Regions from separate parts of the Homo sapiens genome. Here region 1 is linked to region 2. Evidence: read pairs that join two places in POLR2A ChIA-PET (ENCODE). Cell type or tissue: Panc1. All regions are shown on one strand. Links, peaks and the distances in the headings refer to the core of each region. The heading gives the core; the rest is flanking DNA.

Region 1 (15,876 bases), core at 4,124-12,123, 250 kb after region 2:
AGCTACTCAGGAGGGTGAGGCAGGAGAATCGCTTGAACCTGGGAGGCGGAGGTTGCAGTGAGCCAAGATCACGCCACTGCACTCCAGCCTGGGTGAGAGAGTGAGACTCCATCTCAAAAAAAAAAAAAAAAAAGTTTTCTTCGTGTAGGATTGCCAAGCCCACCCCAGCCCCACGGGAGTCATATGGGAGTGCTTCCAGCCTGCCGGGATTAGGAGCCACAGCACCTGGGGTCCAATCCCAGCTCTGCCACCTACACCTGTGTGTCTTTGGGCACATCACTTAACTTCTCTGTGCTTCAGTTTCCTCATCTCTGCAATGCGGATGATGATAGGGCGTACCTCGGAGGGTTGCTGTGGGAAGCGAATGAGTTCGTACGTGGGATGAGTTCAGAGAAGTGCCTGACACAGAGTCGCTGCTCACTGCACGAGGCATTGACCATGCCTTGGCGTTCAAGAGTGTCTGCTGCCCTCCCAGAGCCTTGTCACCTCCATGCCACTCAGATGTCCCTCAAGCCTTCTGGCCTCCTTCCCTCCAAGTGGACCCACAGATATTGTCCAAGCTGCCTACGTACATGGCTACCAAAAGTGGGTTACAAAACGAGCTTTCTGGCTGGGCGTGGTGGGTCACGCCTGTAATCCCAGCACTTTGGGAGGCCGAGGTGGGCGGCCTCGGCCATCCACAGTCAACCTGTCTCCTTGGATCTGGGCTGCTGTTTCTTTCACTTGTTTGTTGGTTTATTTTTTGGGACAGTCTCGCCTCGTCACCCAGGCTGGAGTGCAGTGGCGTGATCTTGGCTCACTACAACCTCCGCCTCCCAGGTTCAAGTGATTCTCCTGCCTCAGCCTCCCGAGTAGCTAGAATTACAGGCATGTGCCACCACGGCTGGCTAATTTTTGTATTTTTAGTAGAGACAGGGTTTCACCATATTGGTCAGGCTGGTCTTGAAAGCCTCACTTCAGGTGATCCACCCGCCTTGGCCTCCAAAAGTGCTGGGATTACAGACAGGAGCCACCGCGCCATGTCTTACTGTTTCTTTTTTTGTATTGTTTTGTTTTGTTTCTGAGACAGGGTCTGACTCTGTTGCCCAGGCTGGAGTGCAGTGGCACAATCTTGGCTCACTGCAGCCTTGACCTCCCGGGCTCAAGCAATCCTCCTGCCTCAGCTTCCTGAGTAGCTGGGACCACAGGCTTGTGCCACCATACCCAGCAAATTTTTAGACTTTTTGGTGGAATGGAGTCTCACTTTGTTGCCAGGGCTGGTCTTGAATCCCTGAGCTCAAGCAAACTTCCCATGTCAGCTTCCCAAAGTGCTAGGATTATAGGCCTGACCCACTGCACCTGGCCAGATGTACAACTTTCAAACCACTGAAGTAGCTTAAAATGAAAGGAAAAGAAAATGTAATCTATTTGGCAATGGTCGAAAAGCAAAGGAAAATGCAGCGAATCATAGAAAATAAAAGCAAAAAGCATCACACAATGACCTAAATAAAACCAAGCATATCAGTTATAACAACATTATGCAAATGTGTGAAACGTACTTGGGAACATCAACAAACAAAATTCAACTGTTTAGCTTTCAAAACACTTTCCAAAGATAACACCACCAAGTTTTAAAATAAAAGGATTAGAAATAGCTATCAGTCAAAAGCAGATACACAAAAATCAGGGCAAATCTGATATTAGAGAAAACCGGATTTAAAGCAGATAGCATTACTTTGGACAAAAGGAGTTATTTTCTATTGATAAAGTGTATGATCCAGAATGAAAAGTGATTGGATGGGTGCAGTGGCTCATGCCTGCAATCCCAGCACTTTGGAAGGCTGAGGCAGGTGGATCACTTGAGGTCGGCAGTTTGAGACCAGCCTGGCCGACATGGTGAAACCCCGTCTCTATTAAAAATACAAAAATTAGCTGGGCATAGTGGTGCATGCCTGTAATCTCAGCTACTCGGGAGGCTAAGGCTCAAGAATCACTTGAACCCAGGAGGTGGAGGTTGCAGTGAGCCCAGATTGTGCCAGTGCACTCCAGCCTGGGTGACAGGACAAGACTCTGTCTAAAAAAAAAAAAAAAAAGGCTGGGAGCGATGGCTCACGCCTGTAATCTCAGCAGTTTGGGAGGCCCAGGCAGACGGATTACTCAAGGTCAGGAGTTCAAAACTAGCCTGGCCAACATGGTGAAACCTGGCTCCACTAAAAATACAAAAAGCCAGGTGTGGTGTGTGCCTGTAATCCCAGCTACTCACGAGGCTGAGGCAGGAGAATCACTTGAACCTGGGAGGCAGAGGTTGCAGTGAGACACTGCACTCCAGCCTGGGTGACAGTGTGAGACTCCATCTCAAAAAAAAAAAAAAGTGATCATTTATTACACTATTAGAAACAAAAGGAAAAATACACAGAAACACAGTAGTGGTCATGGGTAATTTGAAACCACCATTATTCTTCAAATATCAAGTCTTTTAAAATGTGATATTTTGAATAATAGAATACAGTGAATTTAATATATATGCACACTCATTACATCTATATACACTCATGATTTTCAAGCATATATCAAACATTTGCAAAGACTCAATTTAAAAAATAAAAGGCCGAGCACGGTGGCTCACGTCTGTAATCCCAGCACTTTGGGAAGCCGAAGCGGGCAGATCACCTGAGGTCAGGAGTTCGAGACCAGCCTGGCTAACATGGTGAAACCCCGTTTCTACTAAAAATACAAAAATTAGCCGGGCATGGTGGCAGGCACCTGTAGTCCCAGCTACTTGGGAGGCTGATACAGGAGAATCACTTGAACTTAGGAGGCAGAGGTTGCAGTGAGCCGAGATCGCACCACTACACTCCAGCCTGGGCAACAGAACAAGACTCTGTCTCAAAAATAAAAAGGCTGGGTGAGGTGGCTCACGCCTGTAATCCCAGCACTTTGGCAGGCTGAGGTGGGCGGATCACAAGGTCAGGAGATCCAGACAATCCTGGCTAACACAGTGAAACCCCATCTCTACTAAAAATACAAAAATTAGCTGGGCATGGTGGCGTGTGCCTGTAGTCCCAGCTGCTGGGGAGACTGAGGCAGGAGAATGGTGTGAACCCAGGAGGCGGAGCTTGCAGTGAGCCAAGATTGCGCCACTGCACTCCAGACTGGGCAACAGAGCGAGACTCCATCTCAAAAAAAAGAAAAAAGAAAAGCGCCTCTGAGACCAGCTGAATAACATCAAGCAAACAAACATATGTATAATAGGACTCTGGGGAAAGGAGAGGAAGGAGAAAAATTTTTGAAGCATTAATGGCTGGAAACTTTTCAAACTTGGTGTAAACGTTAATTTACACAAACTCCAAGAAGTATAAATACAAAGAGAGCCATATCTAGATTCATCGTAGTAAATGTCAGGCCTTTGAGCTTAAGCTAAGCTATCATTATCTTTTGTGACTTGCACATACACATCTAGATGGCCGGTTCCTGCCTTAACTGATGACATTCCACCACAAAAGAAGAACCCCTCAACCCCTTCTCCTTCACCGTTAGTGGCAAGTCCCGCTTTTCTGGGGGAGGGGCAAGTACCCCAACCCCTTCTCTCCGTGTCTCTACCCCTTCTCTGCTTTTCTGAGTGGCAAGAACCCCTCAACCCCTTCTCCTTCACCCTTAGTAGCAAGTCCCGCTTTTCTGGAGGAGGGACAGGAACCCCGACCTCTTATCTCTGCACCCCGATCCCTTATTTCCATGCCCAGACCTCTTATCTCTGTGCCCCATCCCTTATTTCTGCACCCCAACCTCTTATCTCTGTGCCCCAACCCCTTCTCTGCTTTTCTGGAGGGCAAGAACCCCCCCACCCCTTCTCCATGTCTCTACTCTCTTTTCTCTGGGCTTGCCTCCTTCACTATGGGCAAGCTTCCACCTTCCATTCCTCCTTCTCCCTTAGCCTGTGTTCTTAAGATCTTAAAACCTCTTCAACTCTCACCTGATGTAAAATCTAAGCATCTAATTTTCTTCTGAAACGCCGCTTGACCCCCATACAAACTTGACAGTAGTTCCAAATAGCCAGAAAACAGCACTTTCAATTTTTCCATCCTACAAGATCTAAATAATTCTTATCATAAAATAGGCAAATGGTGTGAGGTGCCTGACATCCAGGCATTCTTTTACACATCAGGCTCTCCCTAGCCTCTGTTCCCAATGCAACTCGTCCCAAATCTTCCTTCTTTCCCTCCCACCTGTCCCCTCAGTCCCAACCCCAAGTGTCACTGAGTCTTTCTAATCTTCCTTTTCTACAGACCTATCTGACCTCTCCCCTCCTTGCTAGGCTGAGCTAGGTCCCAATTCTTCCTCAGCCTCCGCTCCTCCACCCTATAATCCTTTTATCGCCTCCCCTCCTCACACCCGGTCCCCCTTACAGTTTCGTTCCGTGACTAGCCCTTCCCCACCTGCCCAGCAATTTACTCTTAAAAAGGTGGCTGGAGCTAAAGGCATAGTCAAGGTTAATGCTCCTTTTCCTTTATCCCAAATCAGATAGTGTTTAGGCTCTTTTTCATCAAATATAAAAATCCAGCCCAGTTCATGGCTCGTTCGGCAGCAACCCTGAGACACTTTACAGCCCTAGACCCTAAAATGTCAAAAGGCCGTCTTATTCTCAATATACATTTTATTACCCAATCTGCTCCCGACATTAAATAAAACTCCAAAAATTAAATTCCGGCCCTCAAACCCCACAACAGGACTTAATTAACCTCGCCTTCAAGGTGTACAATAATAGAGGCAGCCAAGTAGCAACATATTTCTGAGTTGCAATTCCTTGCCTCCACTGTGAGACAAACCTCAGCCACATCTCCAGCACAAAAGAACCTCCAAACGCCTAAACCGCAGTGGCCAGGCGTTCCTCCAGAACCGCCTCCCCCAGGAGCTTGCTACAAGTGCCAGAAATCTGGCCACCAGGCCAAGGAATGCCCGCAGCCCAGGATTCCTCCTAAGCCGTGTCCCATCTGTGCAGGACCCCACTGGAAATCGGACTGTCCAACTCACCTGGCAGCCACTCCCAGAGCCCCTGGAACTCTGGCCCAAGGCTCTCTGACTGACTCCTTCCCAGATCTTCTCGGCTTAGCAGCTGAAGACTGATGCTGCCCGATTGCCTCGGAAGCCCCGTAGACCATCACGGACACCAAGCTTTAAGTAACTCTCACAGTGGAAGGTAAGTCCGTCCCCTTCTTAATCAATACGGAGGCTACCCACTCCACATTACCTTCTTTTCAAAGGCCTGTTTCCCTTGCCTCCATAACTGTAGTGGGTATTGACAGCCAGGCTTCTAAACCTCTTAAAACTCCCCAACTCTGGTGCCAACTTAGACAATATTCTTTTATGCACTCCTTTTAGTTATCTCCACCTGCCCAGTTCCCTAATTAGGCCGAGACACTTCAAATTATCTGCTTCCCTGACTATTCCTGGATTACAGCTGCATCTCATTGCCGCCCTTCTTCCCAATCCAAAGCCTCCTTTGCATCCTCCTCTTGTATCCCCCCACCTTAACCCAAAGGTATAAGATACCTCTACTCCCTCCTTGGCGACCAATCATGCACCCCTTACCATCTCATTAAAATCTAATCACCCTTACCCCGCTCAATGCCAATATCCCATCCCACAGCATGCTTTGAAAGGATTAAAGCCTGTTATCACTCGCCTGTTACAGCATGGCCTTTTAAAGCCTATAAACTCTCCTTACAATTCCCCCATTTTACCTGTCCTAAAACCAGACAAGACTTACAGGTTAATTCAGGATCTGCGCCTTATCAACCAAATTGTTTTGCCTATCCACCCTGTGGTGCCAAACCCATATACTCTCCTATCCTCAGTACCTCCCTCCACAATCCATTATTCTGTTCTGGACCTCAAACATGCTTTCTTTCCTATTCCTTTGCACCTGTCATCCCAGCCTCTCTTTGCTTTCACTTGGACTGACCCTGACACCAATCAGGCTCAGCAAATTACCTGGGCTGTACTGCCTCAAGGCTTCACAGACAGACCCCATTACTTCAGTCAAGCCCAAATTTCATCCTCATCTGTTACCTATCTTGGCATAATTCTCATAAAAACACACGTGCTCTCCCTGCTGCTTGTGTCCGATTAATCTCCCAAACCTCGATCCCTTACAAAACAACAACTCCTTTCCTTCCTAGGCATGGTTAGTTCGGTCAGAATTATTACACAAGAGCCAGGCCCGCACCCTGTAGCCTTTCTGCCCAAACAACTTGACCTTACTGTTTTAGCCTAGCCCTCATGTCTCCGTGCAGCGCGTGCCGCTGCTTTAACACTTTTAGAGGCCCTCAAAATCACAAACTATGCTCAACTCACTCTCTACAGCTCTCATAATTTCCAAAATCTATTTTCTTCCTCACACCTGACGCATATACTTTCTGCTCCCTGGCTCCTTCAGCTGTACTCACTCTTTGTTAAGTCCCACAATGACCATTGTTCCTGGCCCGGACTTCAATCCGGCCTCCCACATTATTCCAGATACCACACCTGACCCCCATGACGGCATCTCTCTGATCCACCTGACATTCATCCCATTTCCCCACATTTCCTTCTTCCCTGTTCCTCACCCTGATCACGCTTGATTTATTGATGGCAGTTCCACCAGGCCTAATCGCCACACACCAGCAAAGGCAGGCTATGCTATAGTACAAGCCACTAGCCTGCCTCTTAGAACCTCTCACTTCCTTTCCATTGTGGAAATCTATCTTCAAAGAAATAAATTCTCAGTGTTCCATCTGCTATTCTACTACTCCTCATGGATTATTCAAGCCCCCTCCCTTCCCTACACATCAACTCGAGGATTTGCCCCCACCCAGGACTGGCAAATTAGCTTTACTCAACATGCCCCGAGTAAGATAACTAAAACACCTCTTAGTCTAGGTAGACACTTTCACTGGATAAGTAGAGTCCTTTCCTACAGGGTCTGAGAAGGCCACCACAGTCATTTCTTCCCTTCTGTCAGACATAATTCTTCAGTTTAGCCTTATCATTCCCTTCTGTCAGACGTAATTCCTCAATTTAGCCTTCCCACCTCTATACAGTCTGATAACAGACCAGCCTTTATTTGTCAAATCAGCCAAGCATTTTTTCAGGCTCTTAGTATTCAGTGACAGACTAAAACACACCTCACCAACCTCAGCCACCAACTTAAAAAGGACTGGACAATATTTTTACCACTTTCGCTTCTCAGAATTCAGGCCTGTCCTCAGAATGCTACAAGATACAGCCCATTTAAGTTCCTGTATAGACACTCCTTTTTATTAGGCCCCAGTCTCATTCCAGACACCAGACCAACTTAGACTGTGCCCCCAAATAACTTGTCATCCCTACTATCTTCTGTCTAGTCATACTCCTATTCACCGTTCTCAACTACTCATGCATGCCCTGCTCTTGTTTACACTGCCAGTTTACACAGTTTCTCCAAGCCATCACAGCTGATATCTCCTCGTGCTATCCCCAAACTGCCACTCTTAACTCTTGAAGTAAATAAATAATCTTTGCTGGCAAGGCTATGCTGAACCTCCTTAGGCACTCTCTAATTAGATGTCCTAGGTCCTCCCAATTCTTAGTCCTTTAATACCTGTTTTTCTCCTTCTCTTATTCCGTTTAGTTTTTCAATTCATACAAAACCGTATCCAGGCCATCACCAATCATTCTACACGACAAATGTTTCTTCTAACAACCCCACAATATCACCCTTTACCACAAAATCTTCCTTCAGCTTAATCTCTCCCACTCTAAGTTCCCACGCCGCCCCTAATACCGCTGGAAGCAGCCCTAAGAAACATCACCCATTATCTCTCCATACCACCCCCAAAAATTTTCACTGTCCCAACACTTTACTACTATTTCATTTTATTTTTCTTAATATAAGAAGACAGGAATGTCAGGCCTCTGAGCCCAAGCTAAGCCATCATATCCCCTGTGACCTGCACGTACACATCTAGATGGCCGGTTCCTGCCTTAACTGATGACATTCCACCACAAAAGAAGTGAAAATGGCCTGTTCTTGCCTTAACTGATGACATTGTCTTGTCAAATTCCTTCTCCTGGCTCATCCTGGTTCAAAAGCTCCCCTACTGAGCATCTTGTGACCCCCACTCTGCCCTCCAGAGAACCCCCCTTTGACTATAATTTTCCTTTATCTACCCAAATCCTATAAAAACAGCCCCGCCCTTATCTCCCTTCGCTGACTCTTTTCAGACTCAGCCCGCCTGCACCCAGGTGAAATAAACAGTTTTATTGCTTACACAAAGCCTGTTTGGTGGTCTCTTCACACGGACGCGAGTGAAAGTAAAACTGCTGAAAACAATTCAAAAAGGGCATTTTTTTTTTTTTTTGAGGCAGAGTCTCACTCTGTCGCCCAGGCTGGAGTGCAGTGGCACAATCTCGGCTCACTATAAGCTCCATCTCCCGGGTTCACACCATTCTCCTGCCTCAGCCTCCCGAGTAGCTGGGACTACAGGCACCCACCACCACGCCTGGCTAATTTTCTGTATTTTTAGTAGAGACGGGGTTTCACCGTGTTAGCCAGGATGTTCTCGATCTCCTGACCTCGTGATCCACCCTCCTTGGCCTCCCAAAGTGCTGGGATTACAGGCGTGAGCCACCGTGCCAGGAAAATGGAAAATTTTAAAGGAGCAAGTGAAAAACAGCTCATTATGTACAGGGGAACAATAGAATTAATGGCTAGATTCTCCTAGGAACAATGGAGGCCAGAAGGCAGATGAATGATTTATTCAAAACACTGAAAGAAAAATAAAACTGTCAACTGATAATTCTATATTCAACAAAACTATACTTCAAAACAAAAGGCAAAAGAAAATCATTCCCAGATAAACAAAAAGAGAATTCCTGACTAGCATATACCTAAACGCAGGGAATACTCAAGGAAACCCCTCACACTGAAAATGACAGTAGACAGAAACTCAAATCCACAGGAAGAAATGAAGAGCCCCAGAAATGTATTTTTCTTTTCTTCTTTTAATTTATTTTAAAACATAAGGTCAGGCTGGGCACGGTGGCCCACGCCTATAATCCCAGCACTTTGGGAGGCCGAGGCAGGCAGATCATGAGGTCAAGAGATCGAGACCATCCTGGCTAATGTGGTGAAACCCCGTCTCTACTAAAAATACAAAAAAAATTAGCCGGGTGTGGTGGCGGGTGCCTGTAGTCCCAGCTACTCGGAAGGCTGAGGCAGGAGAATGGCGTGAACCTGGGAGGCGGAGCTTGCAGTGAGCTGAGATTGCACCACTGCACTCCAGGCTGGGCGACAGAGCAAGACTCCATCTCAAAAAAAAAAAAAAAAAAAGAAAAAAACCATATAAGGCCGGGTATGGTGGCTCAAACCTGTAATCCCAGCACTTTGAGGCCAAGGTGGGTGGATTGCTTGAGCTCAGGAATTCAAGACCAGCCTGGGCAACATGGTGAAACCCCATCTCTACCCAAAATACAAAAATTAGCCAGGCATGGTGGTGCAAACCTATAGTCCAGTCCCAGCTGTTCAGGAGGCTGAGGTGGGTGTATTGCTGGAGCCTGGGAGGTCGGAGCTGCAGTGAGCTGTGATTGTGCCACTGCACTCTGGCCTGTGTGACAGAGCAAGACTCTGTCTCAAAATAAATAGACAGACAAATAAATAAAATTGTAAAAAATATATATATATAAAATTGTTTAAAGTAAAGGTTATGCCAGGCACAGTGGCTCATGCCTGTAATCCCAGCACTTTGGGAGGCCAAGGACAGTGGATCATCCGAGGTCAGGAGTTAAAGACCAGCCTGGCCAACATGGCAAGACCCTGTCTCTACTAAAAATATAAAAATTAGCTGGGAATGGTGGCAGGCACCTGTAATCCCAGCCACTCGGGAGACTGAGGCAGGATAATCGCTTGAACCTGGGAGGCAGAGGTTGCGGTGAGCCAAGATCATGCCATTGCACTCCAGCCTGGGCTACAAGAGCGAAACTCCATCTAAATAAATAAATAAATAAATAAATAAATAAATAAAGGAAAGGTTATAAGGCCGGGCATGGTTGCTTACGCCTGTAATCCCAGCACTTTGGGAGGCCGAGGCGGTGGATCATGTGAGGTCAGGAATATGAGACCAGCATGGTCAACATGGTGAAACCCTGTCTCTACAAAAATACAAACTTAACCAGGCATGATGGTGGCTGCCTGTAGTCCGAGGTACTCAGGAGGCTGAGGCAGGAGAATGGCTTGAACCCAGGTGGTGGAGGTTGCAGTGAGCCAAGATCACGCCATTGCACTCCAGCCTGGGCGACAGAGCAAGACTCCATCTCAAATAAATAAAAATAAATAAATAAAATACAAAAAATTAGCTGGGTGTGATGGTGCACGCGTTTAGTCCCAGCTACTCAGGAGGCTGAGACAGCAGAATGGCTTGAACCTGAAAGGTGGAGGTTGCAGTGAGCTGAGATCATGCCATTGCGCTCCAGAGCGAGACTCTGTCTCAAAAACAACAACAACAAAAAAACGCGAGGCACAGTGGCTCACGCCTGTAATCCCAGCACCTTGGGAGGCTGAGGTGGGGGGGATCACCTGAGGTCAGTTCAAGACCAGCCTGGCCAACATGGAAACCCCATCTCTACTAAAAATACAAAAATTAGCCGGGCATGGTGGCGGGTGCCTGTAATCCCAGCTACTTGGGAGGCTGAGGCAGGAGAATCACTTTAACCCAGGAAGCAGAGGTTGCAGTGAGCCAAGATCGCGCCACTGCACTCCAGCCTGGGTGGCAGACTGAGACTCCATCTCAAAAAAAAAAAAAAAAAAAAACCCAGTTATATAGCACTGTATTTTTTTAGAGACATGATCTTGCTCTGTCACTCAGGTTGGAGTGCAGTGGCATGATCATAACCCATTGTAACCTCAGACTCCCAGTCTCAAGCAATCCCCCTGCCTCATCCTCCCTAGTAGCTGGGACCACAGGTATACACCACCACACCTGGATAATTTTTGATTTTTTTTTTTTTTTGTAGAGACAGGGTCTCACTATGTTGCCCAGGCTGGTCTCAAACTCCTGGCCTCTAGCAATCATCCCACCTCGGCCTCCCAAAATGCTGGGATTCCAGGCGTGAGCCACCACACCTGGCCTGTATCCCTGACTAGGTGACATACACAGTCGGGTGCTGCATCACCACGTTTCAGTCAGTGATGGACTGCACATGCGACAATGTCCCATAAAATTACAACGAAGCCGGACTCCTATCACCTAGTGATGCTGCAGCCATCACAATGCTGTAGCACAATTACTTTATTTTTTTAAATTTAGGGTAGCCTAAGAGTACAGTGCTTATAAAGTCTACAGGAGTGTACAGTGCTGTCCTAGCCTTCACATTCACTCACCACTCACTCACTCACACCTGGAGCAACTTCCGGTCCTGCAAGCTCCATTCCTGGTAAGTGTCCCATACAGGCGTACCATTTGTCATCTTTTATTTATTTTTCTGAGATGGAGTCTCACTCTCTCACCCAGGCTGGAGTGCAGTGGCATGATCTCCGCTCACTGCAACCTCCATCTCCCAGGTTCAAGTGATCCTCCTGCCTCAACCTCCCAAATAGCTGGGATTACAGGCGTGCACCACCACACCTGGCTAACTTCTTTGTATTTTTTTTTTTTTTCAGCCAGAGTCTCTATCTGTTGTCCAGGTTGGAGTGCAGTGGCATGATCTTGGCTCACTGCAACCCCCGCCTCCCGGGTTCAAGCGATTCTCCTGCCTCAGCCTCCCAAGCAGCTGGGATTACAGGCACGTGCCACCATGCCTGGCTAATTTTTGTGTTTTTAGTAGAGATGGGGTTTCACCATGCTGGTCCTGCTGGTCTCAAACTCCTGACCTCGTGATCCGCCCACCTCAGCTCCCAAAGTGCTGGGATTACATGCGTGAGCCACCGTGCCTGGCCTAAACTTCTTTGTATTTTTAGCAGAGACGAGGTTTCACCATGTTGGCCAGGCTGGTTTCGAACTCCTGACCTCAAGTGATCTGCCCACCTCAGCTTCCCAAAGTGCTAGGATTACAGGCATGAACTACTGCTCCTGGCCCATTTTCCATCTTTTATACCATAGTTTTACTGTACCTTTTTTATGTTCAGATATGTTTATATACACAAATACTTACCATTGTGTTACAATTGCCCACTGTGTTCAGTACAGTTAAATGCTGTGCATGCTTGTAGCCTATGAGCTGTAGGTTACTTTATATAGCCTAGGTGTGGGGTAGGCTGTACCATCTACGTTTGCATAAGTCACTCTATGATGTTCACACCCTGACGAAATTGCCTAACCATGCATTTCTTAGAACTTAAGACCGTATAGATGACCATATAGAAAACCAGAGACTGGGCCAGGTGTGGTGGCTCACACCTGTAATCCCAGCACTTTGGGAGGCCGAGGTGGGTGGATCACCTGAGGTCTGGAGTTGGAGACCAGCCTGGCCAACATGGTGAAACCCTGTCTCTATTAAAAATGCAAAAAATTAGCCGGGACTGGTGGTGGGCACCTATAATCCCAGATACTCAGGAGGCTGAGGCAGGAGAATCACTTGAATCCAAGAGGCAAAGATCGCACCATTGCACTCCAGCGCCTGGACCACAAGAGTGAAACTCCGTCTCAAAAAAAAAAAAAAAAAGGAACCGGGAAGGTCATGAAAGGAGCGTGCTCATGCACAAATGCCTGATAGGAACGATTGCGGAAGACTCTCCAAAAACCACAACCTCGCACAAAGTCCACTGCAACGTTACACAGAAAGTACTTTTGTCCAGTAACTGCCTGTCCAACCTTGGACTGATGCCACCCTTGTTTCAAGTCTCGTAGCCAAGGATAATTGATTCAAAACACTTTATGTAATCCTCCTCATTTTGCCTTTGAAAACTTCCCCTTGGCTGGGCATGGTGGCTCACACCTGTAATCCAAGCACTTTGGGAGGCTGACCCAGGCAGACCCCTAGAGTCCAGGAGTTTGAGATCGGCCTGGGCAATATGGTGAAACTCTGTCTCTAGAAAAGATACAAAAATTAGCTGGGCATGGTGGTGTGCGACTGTATTCCCAGCTACTCAGGAGGCTGAGGTGGGAGGATGGCTTGAGGACGGGAAGCGGGGGTTGCAGTGAGCCGAGATTGCACCACTGTTCTCCAACCTGGGCAACAGATCGAGATCTTGTCTCAAAATAATAATAATAATAATTATTATTGTTATTATTATTTAAAAATTTAAAACTTCGCCTTGCCTCAATCTCCTCTTTTTTTTTTTTTTTTTAAGATAAGGAGAGGCCAGCTATGCAGTGGCTCACACCTGTAATCCCAATACTTTGGGAGGCCAAGACGGGCAGATCACAAGATCAGGAGTTTGAGACCAGCCTGGCCAATATGGTGAATCCCCAACTCTACTAAAAATACAAATTAGCTGGGTGTGGTGGCAGGCACCTGTAGTCCCAGCTACTCGGGAGGCTGAGGCAGGAGAATCACTTGAACCAGGTTGCAGTGAGCTGAGATCACACCACTGCACACCAGCCTGGGCAATAGAGAGAGACTCCATCTAAAAAAAAAAACACACACAAAAAAAGAGAGAGACATAGGATTGGGCCGGGCACAGTGGCTCACGCCTGTAATCCTAGCATGTTAGGAGGCTTAGGCAGGTGGACCACCTGAGGTCTGGAGTTTCAGACCAGCCCAGTTAACATGGCAAAACCCCATCTCTACTGAAAATACAAAAATTAGCCAGGTGTGGTGGCACCTGCCTTTAGTCCCAACTACTTGGAGGCTGAGGCAGGAGAATCACTTGAACCCAGGAGGCAGAGGTTGCAGTGAGCTGATTGCATCAGTGCACTCCAGCCTGGATGAGAGAGACTCCATCTCAAAAAAAAAAGAAGAAGAAGAAAGAAAGAAAGAAGGAAGGAAGGGAGGGAGGGAGGGAGGGAGGGAGGGAGGGTGGGAGGGAAAGAAATTATTATGTGAGATAAGACAGGTGGATCTCGTGAGCCCAGGAGTTTGAGGCCATCCTGGGCAACATAATGAGACCCCCATCTCTATTAGAAAATAATAATAGTAAAAATAAAAAATAATTTAAAAAGTATTACTTCTAACTATAATGGAACTAAGCTAAAAGCCAACAATAAAATGAAATTTAGAAAATCTCTAAATATAAGAAAACTAAACAACATACTTGTAGATGACCTATGTGTCAAAGAAGGAATCTGGCTAGGTGTGGTGGCTCATGCCTATAATCCCAGCCAAGGGAGGCCAAGGCCAGTGGATCACCTTAGATCAGGAGTTCGAGACCAGCCTGGCCAACACGGTGAAACCGTGTCTCTACTAAAAAATACAAACATTAGCTGGGCGTGGTGGCTCATGCCTGTAGTCCCAGCTACTTGATAGGCTGAGGCAGGAGGATTGCTTGAACCTGGGAGGTGGAGGTTGTGGTGAGCTGAGATCACGCCACTGTACTCCAGCCTGGGTGACAGAGTGAGACTCCATCTAAAAAAAAAAAAAAAAAAAATCAAAAATGAATTTAGAAAATACCTTGAGCTGAATAAAAACAAAAACACAGGAAATAAAAATGTACAGGATGCTGGCAATGTAGTAATTAGCGGGAAACTTATAGCTTAAAAAACATATTAGTGTTGAGTCAGCCTGGTGAAAATTTTAAAAACCCCAACACATTAGAATGGAAAGAAGGCCTAAAATCAATAATTTAGGCTTCCACCTCCAAAGCTAGAAAAAGAAGAGTAAATCAAACTCAAAGAAAATAGTAAGAAGGAAGTAATAAAGATCTAAATGGACAGCAATGAAACAGAAATATAAAAACAATAGAGAAAAAGCAATGAAACTGAAATTGGCTCATTGAAAACATCAACAAAACCGGTATTGAAAAGATTAACAGGCCAGGTGTGGTGGCTCACACCTGTAATCCCAGCAGTTTGAGAGGCCAAGGTGGGTAGATCACTTGAGGTCAGGCGTTCGAGACCAGCCCGGTCGACATGGAGAAACCCTGTCTCTACTAACAATACAAAAATTAACTGGGCATGGTGGCACACACCTGTAATCCCAGCTGGAGGCTGAGACAGGAGAATCACTTGAACCCAAGAGGCCGAGGTTGCAGTGAGTCGAGATCATGCCACTGTACTCCAGCCTGGGTGACAGAGTGAGACTCTTGTCTCAAAAAAAGAAAAGATCAGCAAAACTGGGCCGGGTGCAGTGGTTCCCACCTGTAATCCCAGCACTTTGGAAGGCCGAGGCAGGTGGATCACCTGAGATCAAGAATTCAAGACCAGCCTGGCCAACATGGTGAAACCCCGTCCCTACTAAAAATACAAAAATTGGTGGGGCATGGTGGTGGGCACCTGTAATCCCAGCTACTCAGGAGGCTGAGGCAGGAGAATCGCTTGAATCCGGAGGTGGAGGTTGATGTGAGCCGAGATCACACCACTGCACTCCAGCCTTTGGCGACAGAGTGAAACTCTGTCTCAAAAACAAACAAACAAACAAACAAACTAGTATACTGGTTTTCAATGAAATCAGTTAGCTCATTAAAAAGTTCAACAAAAGAGTAAGAAAAATAAAAAAGACAGAAGCCCTCAATTACCAAAAGCAAGAATGAAGGAGGGAAAAACACTAACATGGTACACAAATTTTAAAAAATCACAGGGGAATATTATGAACAGATTTAGGTCAACTAATTAGGCAATTTAAATGAAATGAACAAATCCCTAGAGAGACACAAATTACCAAAACTGACTCAAGAACAAAATAGAAACACAGATACAATTTTTGTACAAGTATCCATTGAAATGTATTGAAAAATGAAAATGACATAGAATAAACAAAACAATTTTGAGAAAGGAGAACAAAGTTGCAAGG
Region 2 (8,754 bases), core at 1-8,000:
GGAGGAGCAGGTTTTGGGGGAGTCATCAGAAGCTTGGATCCTTTGGCCACAGTCGCTCAAGACAGGTGCCAGAGCAGCCCCAGGGGTGTGCAGCGGGCCTGATGTCCTCACCCTGCGCCCTAGGCCACTTTCAGCACCACCGAGATGGCGCTGGCGCTGAACCGCTACCTGTGCCTGGCCGTGCTGCCGCTCATCACCAAGTGTGCGCCGCTCTTTGCGGGCACAGAACACCGCGCCATCATGGTGGACTCTATGCTGCATACCGTGTACCGCCTGTCTCGGGGTCGTTCGCTCACCAAGGCGCAGCGTGACGTCATCGAGGACTGCCTCATGTCGCTCTGCAGGTGGAGCGGGGCAGGCTTCAGGGTGGGGCAGGGGCAGGGGCAGGGGCAGGGGCAGGGGCAGGGGCAGGGGCAGGGGCAGGGGGAGGAGCAGGGGCAGGGGCAGCAGAGCGGGCCTGGACGGGGGATTCTACATCTTGTGCATTGTCCCGCAGGTACATCCGCCCGTCGATGCTGCAGCACCTGTTGCGCCGCCTGGTGTTCGACGTGCCCATCCTCAACGAGTTCGCCAAGATGCCACTCAAGGTGAGGGCAAGCGCTCTTTAGCATCTCATTTCCAGGCCGCACCCACTGGTTTGCTCTTCCCTCCTACTGCGGGGCTCATTTGTGTCGGCACTGCCCAGCCCAATAAACCTGCACTAGTTAGGGCAGCGTCCCCGTAGAAATCTCTTAGCATCCTTATTTGCATACTAGGATTCCCAGAACATTCACTTTGCTTCATTGATGCCTCTAGCGTTCCCTAATTAGCATTTAATTTGCTTAACAGTGAGCCAGCCCCCGCTTCAATTAGCATATATTTGCATGGAGCACACCACTTTCCCTAATTAGCATGTTTATTTGCATGCCTGGACCACCAGACTTCCACTATTCAAATGAGTGCATTTATTTGAATAAACATTATCACAGCTATTCTGAATATTTGCACACTGTCTCTCTTATTTTTTCATTTGCATGCTAATTTGCATAAAGAGATACCCCCAACTCAGATATTTTGACTATTTTGCATAATACATCGAAATCAGCTCCTATTTCAAATTTGCATTTTAGCCAGGCGCGGTGGCTCACGCCTGTAATCCCAGCACTTTGGGAGGCCGAGGTGGGCAGATCACTTGAGGTCAGGAGTTCGAGACCAGCCTGGCCAACATGGCGAAACCCCATCTCTACTAAAACTACAAAAATAAGCCAGGCATAGTGGAGCACGCCTGTAATCCCAGCTACTCTGGAGGCTGAGGCTGGAGAATTTCTTGAACCTGGGAGGCGGAGGTTGCAGTGAGCCGAGATCGTGCCACTGCACTCCAGCCTGGTCAAGAGAGTGAGACTCCACCTCAAAAAAAAAAAAAAAATTTGCATTTTGGATAGTGGAGGCCCTCTTCCCAATTACCATATATTTGCATGGGGTGCAGCCTTTGTTTCTACTTGGTATGTTAATTTACATAAGCACAGATTGCTGCATCCATATGCCCATTTACTCACTACATACCCATGGATTAATATTAGCACGCTTATTTGTGTAAAGCAATACCAGACACAACCAGCTCTAGTTTAATGCCCATTTTAACTCTAAATTAAGAATGCTAAATTTGCATACTAAGCTGTCTAGGACCACTCCTCAATAAACATACCATTTCTTCCCTTATTAGCATATCATTTGCATAACCCACACCTCCTTCATAATTTAAAAGCACTGGCATGCCTGTGTCTCTCTGGGCCTTCGTCTGCCTGCCATTCGCTGGTGCCCCCCTCATTTGTGTGTCCCCCTCTTGTTCCCACCCAGCTCCTCACCAACCACTATGAGCGCTGTTGGAAGTACTACTGCCTACCCACGGGCTGGGCCAACTTCGGGGTCACCTCAGAGGAGGAGCTGCACCTCACACGGAAACTCTTCTGGGGCATCTTTGACTCTCTGGCCCATAAGGTCTGGGCAGCAGGGAGCCCCAAAATGGCCTATGTGGAGGGTTTGGGGCCCAAAATTGGGGGTCCAGAGTGAAATCCCTCAATTTTGGGGGGTTCAAGGAGGAGAAGGTTCTGCAAGTTTGGATCTAGGAGGATCTATGGGTTGAGGCTTCGATTTGGAGGTTATGAAAGAGGGGGTGGACCTCTAGTTTGGGAGCTTGGAGAGGGCAATATGGGGATGATTTGAGCATACAATTGGGACTGACATTTGGGTTTCAAGGAGAGGGACCATAATTCAGGTTTGGGGTTCAGGGAGGAGGGCTGATGATTGCAGTGTGTGAGTTTGAGGTCCTGGGGGTCAGTAAGGCTTATAGCGACCTCCTACCCCTGCTTCACCCGGTTTTCCCAGAAATACGACCCGGAGCTGTACCGCATGGCCATGCCTTGTCTGTGCGCCATTGCCGGGGCTCTGCCCCCCGACTATGTGGATGCCTCATACTCATCTAAGGCAGAGAAAAAGGCCACAGTGGATGCTGAAGGCAACTTTGATCCCCGGCCTGTGGAGACCCTCAAGTGAGGCCTGGGGGCTGGGAGACAGAGAGGAAGATTTCAGGGGTGGAGGGAACCCCAGCTCCAACATCTGCTGACCCTGTGCCCCCAACAGTGTGATCATCCCGGAGAAGCTGGACTCCTTCATTAACAAGTTTGCGGAGTACACACACGAGAAGTGGGCCTTCGACAAGGTTGGCCTCAGGGTCCTCCTATCCAAGAAACCCTCAAGACCCCAGCTTTCCCCCCGACCTGGTTCTTCCCTGAGGCCCCAGATCTCCCTGAGACCCCCCAGCCTTCCCTAAGACCCTTAGCTTGTTCTGGGACCCCCCCAGGATTCTCTGTCCTCGGCTCCTCCAGGGTCGCCCCGTGTGTCCCCAACTGCTGCCTCCCCCTCACCCTGCCTCCCCTCCATCTCTAGATCCAGAACAACTGGTCCTATGGAGAGAACATAGACGAGGAGCTGAAGACCCACCCCATGCTGAGGCCCTACAAGACCTTTTCAGAGAAGGTGACCAGGCCTTGGGGCCCAGCATTGAGGGTCAAAATGAAACCCCCAAATTTGAGGATTCGGGGAGGAGTGAGGCAATTTCACATGTTTGCATCTAGGTGGATCTGTGGGTTAGGTCTCCCCATTCATGGACTTTGCCTTCTCTCAAACTTGGTAGAGTGGGTAGAGACTCCGAGAGAGTGGGTTTGATTCCTTGGCTGTAGTAAGACTTCTCGGAGACTCAAGTGTCTAATGGGATAAGGAGATTGGGTTTGGGAGGCTCTGTTACAGAGCAGGTAAGAGACTTGAGTTGGAATCCAGACTGGACCATTGCCTAGCCACATGGTCAGGGTTTTCTCCTTTGGGGTCCTTCCTCCACCCCTCTCTCATCCCATTCCACCAACTCCCCACCCTCCTGTCCACCCCAGGACAAAGAGATTTACCGCTGGCCCATCAAGGAGTCCCTGAAGGCCATGATTGCCTGGGAATGGACGATAGAGAAGGCCAGGGAGGGTGAGGAGGAGAAGACGGAAAAGAAAAAAACGCGGAAGATATCACAAAGTGCCCAGGTGAAGGCGGGGCCTGGGTGGAGGGCAGGGGCACGATGGGGGGAGGGTCTAGAACAAGGGGCATGGCCAGACAGGGAAGGGATGGAGAGGAGAGGGGCCCAGGGAGGTAGGTGGGGCAAGAGGGGTGCAGAAACCTGAGATCTGGGAAAGGAGAGGGCAGGGGTCTGAAGAACTGCAAAGGGCAGAGGAGAGAAGGATGGGGTGGTTTAGAGACAGGGCCTTAAGGAAAGGACAAGGGGTCTTGAGCCAGGGGAGGGTGGAGGGGGTAGAATGGACTAGTGGGGCCTGGGGAGGGGCTGGCCTGGGCTTCCTGCTAGCCCATCAGCCCACCTCCCATCTTCCCCTTGTCCTCTCAGACCTATGATCCTCGAGAAGGCTACAACCCTCAGCCCCCCGACCTTAGTGCTGTTACCCTGTCCCGGGAGCTGCAGGTGAGAGCCCTGATCCTTTTGGGGGGACATAGGGTGTCTTTGGGGGGGCTGGCATCCTCTGAATCTAGCCCTTGACTCTGCATCCACTCCCAGGCCATGGCAGAACAACTGGCAGAAAATTACCACAACACGTGGGGACGGAAGAAGAAGCAGGAGCTGGAAGCCAAAGGTGAGGGCGCCCATGCCGCCCCCACGCTACCCCCGTGGATTCACCGTGTGGTTTTGCTGATTGCCTTCATGCCCCTGAAACTCGGTTTCTCCATCTGTAGATGGGAATAATAACAGCGTTTACCACCATGGGGTAATGAGATGAGCACCAGCAAGCAATGTTTCCGTTATTCGTATCTTCTTTATCACCATAATTACGCATGCCGGGCACTGCAGGAACCACTTCAGTGAGAGTGGCCCGGGTCTTCCCCAGAGCCCTGATTTCTGGTCTTTGCCTCCCCAGGCGGTGGGACCCACCCCCTGCTGGTCCCCTACGACACGCTCACGGCCAAGGAGAAGGCACGAGATCGAGAGAAGGCCCAGGAGCTACTGAAATTCCTGCAGATGAATGGCTACGCGGTTACAAGGCACGCGGGTTGGGGCTCCCGCGGAAGAGCAGCAGGCAGAACACACCCGGCAAAGGCTGGAAGGGGCGGGGCCAGAGAGGGGTGGAGCCGAGAGGAACGGGGCCTGAGGAGCAAAGATGGAACCAGAGGGGAGGAGCTAAGGGAGTGGGGCCTGGACACAGAGGCGGGGCCAGATGGGGAGGAGTTCGAAATGGGCGGGGCTTAAGCACAGGCGGGACCAGAGAGGAGAGGAGGAAGAGAAGGGCGGGGCCCAGGGAGCAGAGGCGGGGCCAGAGAGTGGAGGAGACTGAGAGGGGCGGGGACCGGTGATTGGAGGCGGGACCAAAGAGGAGAGAAGGCTGAAAAGGGTGGGGCCCGGGGAACAGAGGTAGGGCCAAAGAGGAAGAGGCTGAGAGGGGCGGGGGCTGGGGAGCACAGGCGGGGCCAGAGAGGGGTGGGGAGGTACAGAGGGGCGGGGACTGGTGAGTGGAGGCGGGACCAAAGAGGAGAGAAGGGCTGAGAAGGGCAGGGCCCGGGGAACAGAGGTGGGGCCAAAGGGGAGGAGGCTGAGAGGGGCCGGCCCTGGGGAACAGAGGTGGGGCCAGAGAGGGGAGAAGGCTAAGTGGGGTGGGGCATGGGGGACTCAGAGTGGAGCCCCAACCTGGGGTGAAGCCAAAGCTGATAGAGACGGGGCCAGCAGGAGCAGAGGCGGACCTGAGAAGGGTGGGAAACTGTAGGGCCGGCGTCTGGGCTGATCCTTCTCTCCACATCTCCATGCAGAGGCCTTAAGGACATGGAACTGGACTCGTCTTCCATTGAAAAGCGGTTTGCCTTTGGCTTCCTGCAGCAGCTGCTGCGCTGGATGGACATTTCTCAGGAGTTCATTGCCCACCTGGGTACGGAGAAATACCCCCCGCTTATGCCCGCCCCACCTGCAGACACCAGTTCTGCAGACCAGACTCACCTAGGACACCTGTTCATGCACTCAATCCGTCCTCCCCTTATCTGATGTTTATTGAGCTTCTACTATGTGCCAGACACTGTTCTAGATGCTGGGGTACAGCAGTGAAGATGACAAATGACCCCTGCTCTCCTGCAACTACTCCTATGTTGGATTCAGGCAATTAGCATCATAAATAACTAAATCGTTTAGTGTTAGAAGGTGATCAGTGTTATGGGAAGAAGAAAACAATAGAGCCAGGTAGAGGGGATTGGGAGTGTGGAGCCAGTTGTAATTTTATTTTATTTCATTTTATTTTATTTTTATTTTTTATTTTATTTATTTATTTATTTTTGAGACAGAGTTTCGATCTTGCTGCCCAGGCTGGAGTGCAGTGGCACGGTCTCGGCTCACTGCAACCTCTGCTTTCTGGTTTCAAGCGATTCTCCTGCCTCAGCCTCCTGAGTAGCTGGGACCACAGGCACGGGCGCCGCCACACCCAGCTAATTTTTTGTATTTTTTAGTAGAGACGGGGTTTCACCATGTTGGCCAGGATGGTCTCGATCTCTCGACCTCGTGATCTGCCGCCTCGGCCTCCCAAAGTGCTGGGATTAAAGGCGTGAGCCACCGCACCCGGCTTGCCAGTTGTAATTTTAAATAGGGTGTTCCAGAAAGACTTTGATGAGAATGTGATATCTGAGGCAAGCCATGAAGGAGGTCAGAGAGGAGCTGTGTGGACCTCTGGGGGCATCTGTTCCTTGCAGGCAAAGGAACAGCGAGTGCAAAGGCCCTGAGAGGTCCCTGGTGTGAGTGTCAGGATGCCCTGTAGCTGAAGCAGAGTCATCGAGGGGGACGGTGAGATAAACGAGGTCACAGAGGTGACTGGGGCAGATCATGCAGGGCTTTGCAAGCTGTGATGAGGACTTTGACCTTACCTGGAATGAGATGGAGTTGGGGGTTGGGGGCTGAGCCGAGGAGGGACGTGATCCATAATTCTGGTGTTCACAGGGTCCCTCTGGCTTGACTGGGGTGGGGACAGGAGCCGAAAAGGGTGAGAACTGGGCAGATTTCTGGATCTATTTTGAAGGCTGAGGCTGCTGGGGTGCCCCCCAGTGCCTCTTACAGGCCACTAAGAATTACAGCTAGGCCCTACAATCCCCTCCAGTTTCCCTTAGAGACCCCCCCCAGCATTCCCCTTGAGAGCTACCCTCAGGAACCCCCAAATTCCCTCCAGGTGAGTGGCAGAGCAGGATTCGCTGTCACGTCTCACCTCAAAGCCTGCCTGCTGAGCTTCAGTGCTGCACATCCCCCTGACAATTCCCTTCCCTCTCTAGACCTCAGTTTCCTCACCTGTGATATGGGCATATGTTCACCATAACTAGCCATGGTTCTGTTACTTACTGGGTGACCTGGGGTTAGTTACTTCACCTGAGTTTCCTCATCTGAAAAATGGGGGTTGGGAACCAACTGCACAGACCTCCAAGTTGTAAGGAGACTGTGTGAGGATGACATGTCTCACAGTGCCAAGGACATAGCAAGTGTTTAATAATTGGAGCCAGTATTATTATTATTATTATTATTTTTTTTTTTTTTTTTTTTGAGACGGAGTCTTGCTCTGTCACCCAGGTTGGACTGCAGTGGCGCGATCTCAGCTCACTGCAGGCTCCGCCTCCAGATTCACGCCATTCTCCTGCCTCAGCCTCCCGAGTAGCTGGGACTACAGGCGCCTGCCACCATGCCCGGTTAATTTTTTGTGTTTGTATTTTTAGTAGAGATGGGGTTTCACCATGTTGGCCAGGATGGTCTCGATCTCCTGACCTCGTGATCCACCCGCCTCGGCTTCCCAAAGTGCTGGGATTACAGGCGTGAGCCACTGCGCCCGGCCCAGTATTATTATTTTAATAGTATCAGTTATGACTGTCACCATTATTATTGTTTGAAATTTATTTCCATTTTGAAATTAACTCTAATTTGTTTACATTGACTTCTTGTTTCATTTGGTTCATTCATTCATTTATTGCAGATTAACTCAGTGCCATGTATTCAAGTTTAGAATGAAAAGCACTTATGGTGGGTGAGGAAGGGCATGTTCCATGACCTTAACCCATTCCAGTTTGTTTTCCCCATTGTCAGCTTCAGAAAGGGTTTGATCAAGGAGTTGTCAGCTTCAAGAAGGATTTGATCAAGAAGTTGGGGGAAAGCACATTGGGAGGTTGAGGCGGGTGGATCACCTGAGGTCAGAAGTTTGAGACCAGCCTGGACAACATGGTGAAACCTTGGCTGTACTAAAAATACAAAAATTAGCTTGGTGTGTGGGAGCATGTCTGTAATCCCAGCTACTTGGGAGGCTGAGTCAGGAGAATCGCTTGAACTCAGGAGGCAGAGAGTGCAGTGAGCCGAGATCGTGCCATTGCACTCCTGTCTGGGTGACAAGAAAAAAAAAAGGAGTTGGGGGAATCAGATGAAAGATAGGAGAAAGGTTTATCTCAAAGCCAACACAAATGACTTCATACCAATACTTTATCCCCCATCATTTCCCAACTCTGCTCCCAGCATCCTTCCCATCAGAACACCCTGGGTTCCCCAGCCTTGAACCCACTGTGAACCCTATTTGCCCTCCCTACAGAGGCTGTGGTCAGCAGTGGGCGAGTGGAAAAGTCCCCACATGAACAGGAGATTAAATTCTTTGCCAAGGTGAGAGGTGGGCTTAGAAGCTGGAGGGCGCTGGGGACTCATAGGCTCTCCCCACCCCTCATTGGACCCTTTATCTCCCCCAACCCGTCTCCAGATCCTGCTCCCTTTGATCAACCAGTACTTCACCAACCACTGCCTCTATTTCTTGTCCACTCCGGCTAAAGTGCTGGGCAGCGGTGGCCACGCCTCTAACAAGGAGAAGGAAATGATCACCAGGTGGGCCGCCTGTGACCCTGGACCCAGCCCCCTGACCTCACAGGATTGTAATCCTTTGCCCATGGAGGCTCTGTCCTGGGTGCTGGGTGTTGGGTACTGACCGTCTCCTGCAAAGGCGATTGAAGGGTGACCAGCCATCCTAGTGTACCCGGGACTGAAGGGTTTCCCAGGATGTGGGACTCTCAGGCAACTTGGGACAAATCGATCACCCTGTCCAGGAAGGCCAACTCAAGGCCGGGCGTGGTGGCTCATGCCTGTAATTCCAACACTTTGGGAAGCTGAGGTGGGAAGATCACTTGAAGCCAGGAGTTTGAGGCCAGCCTGGGCAACATACTGAGACCCCATTTCTACAAAAA

The links. ChIA-PET counts read pairs that join two places held together with the same protein. Peaks named below come from ENCODE experiments on the same cell type or tissue, not always from the same donor. Only the 100,000 strongest peaks of a DNase experiment are listed, where the experiment ranks them.
Region 1: POLR2A ChIA-PET joins it to region 2 with 10 read pairs; 2 of 35 experiments call an interaction of 5 or more read pairs at or near these places.

What each region holds. Positions count from the first base shown.
Region 1 is chr19:38,746,991-38,762,866 of GRCh38, forward strand. No RefSeq gene overlaps it. Among named protein-coding and RNA genes, the nearest start is that of CAPN12, 10 kb to the left of the region's middle. In Panc1, for the core only: no CTCF peak of the experiment used is centred there; no DNase peak of the experiment used is centred there.
Region 2 is chr19:38,502,384-38,511,137 of GRCh38, forward strand. RYR1 (ryanodine receptor 1) reads left to right here. Exons shown (of 106, transcript NM_000540.3): 48 at 124-344; 49 at 497-587; 50 at 1,837-1,977; 51 at 2,365-2,528; 52 at 2,620-2,698; 53 at 2,926-3,015; 54 at 3,423-3,563; 55 at 3,920-3,994; 56 at 4,088-4,163; 57 at 4,446-4,569; 58 at 5,329-5,444; 59 at 8,115-8,182; 60 at 8,277-8,398. Among named protein-coding and RNA genes, the nearest start is that of RYR1, 73 kb to the left of the region's middle. RefSeq lists an enhancer at 2,807-4,006 and a silencer at 4,918-5,047. In Panc1, for the core only: no CTCF peak of the experiment used is centred there; a DNase peak (open chromatin) is centred at 4,748; H3K4me3 peaks cover 1,540 bases; H3K27ac peaks cover 563 bases; H3K27me3 peaks cover 309 bases.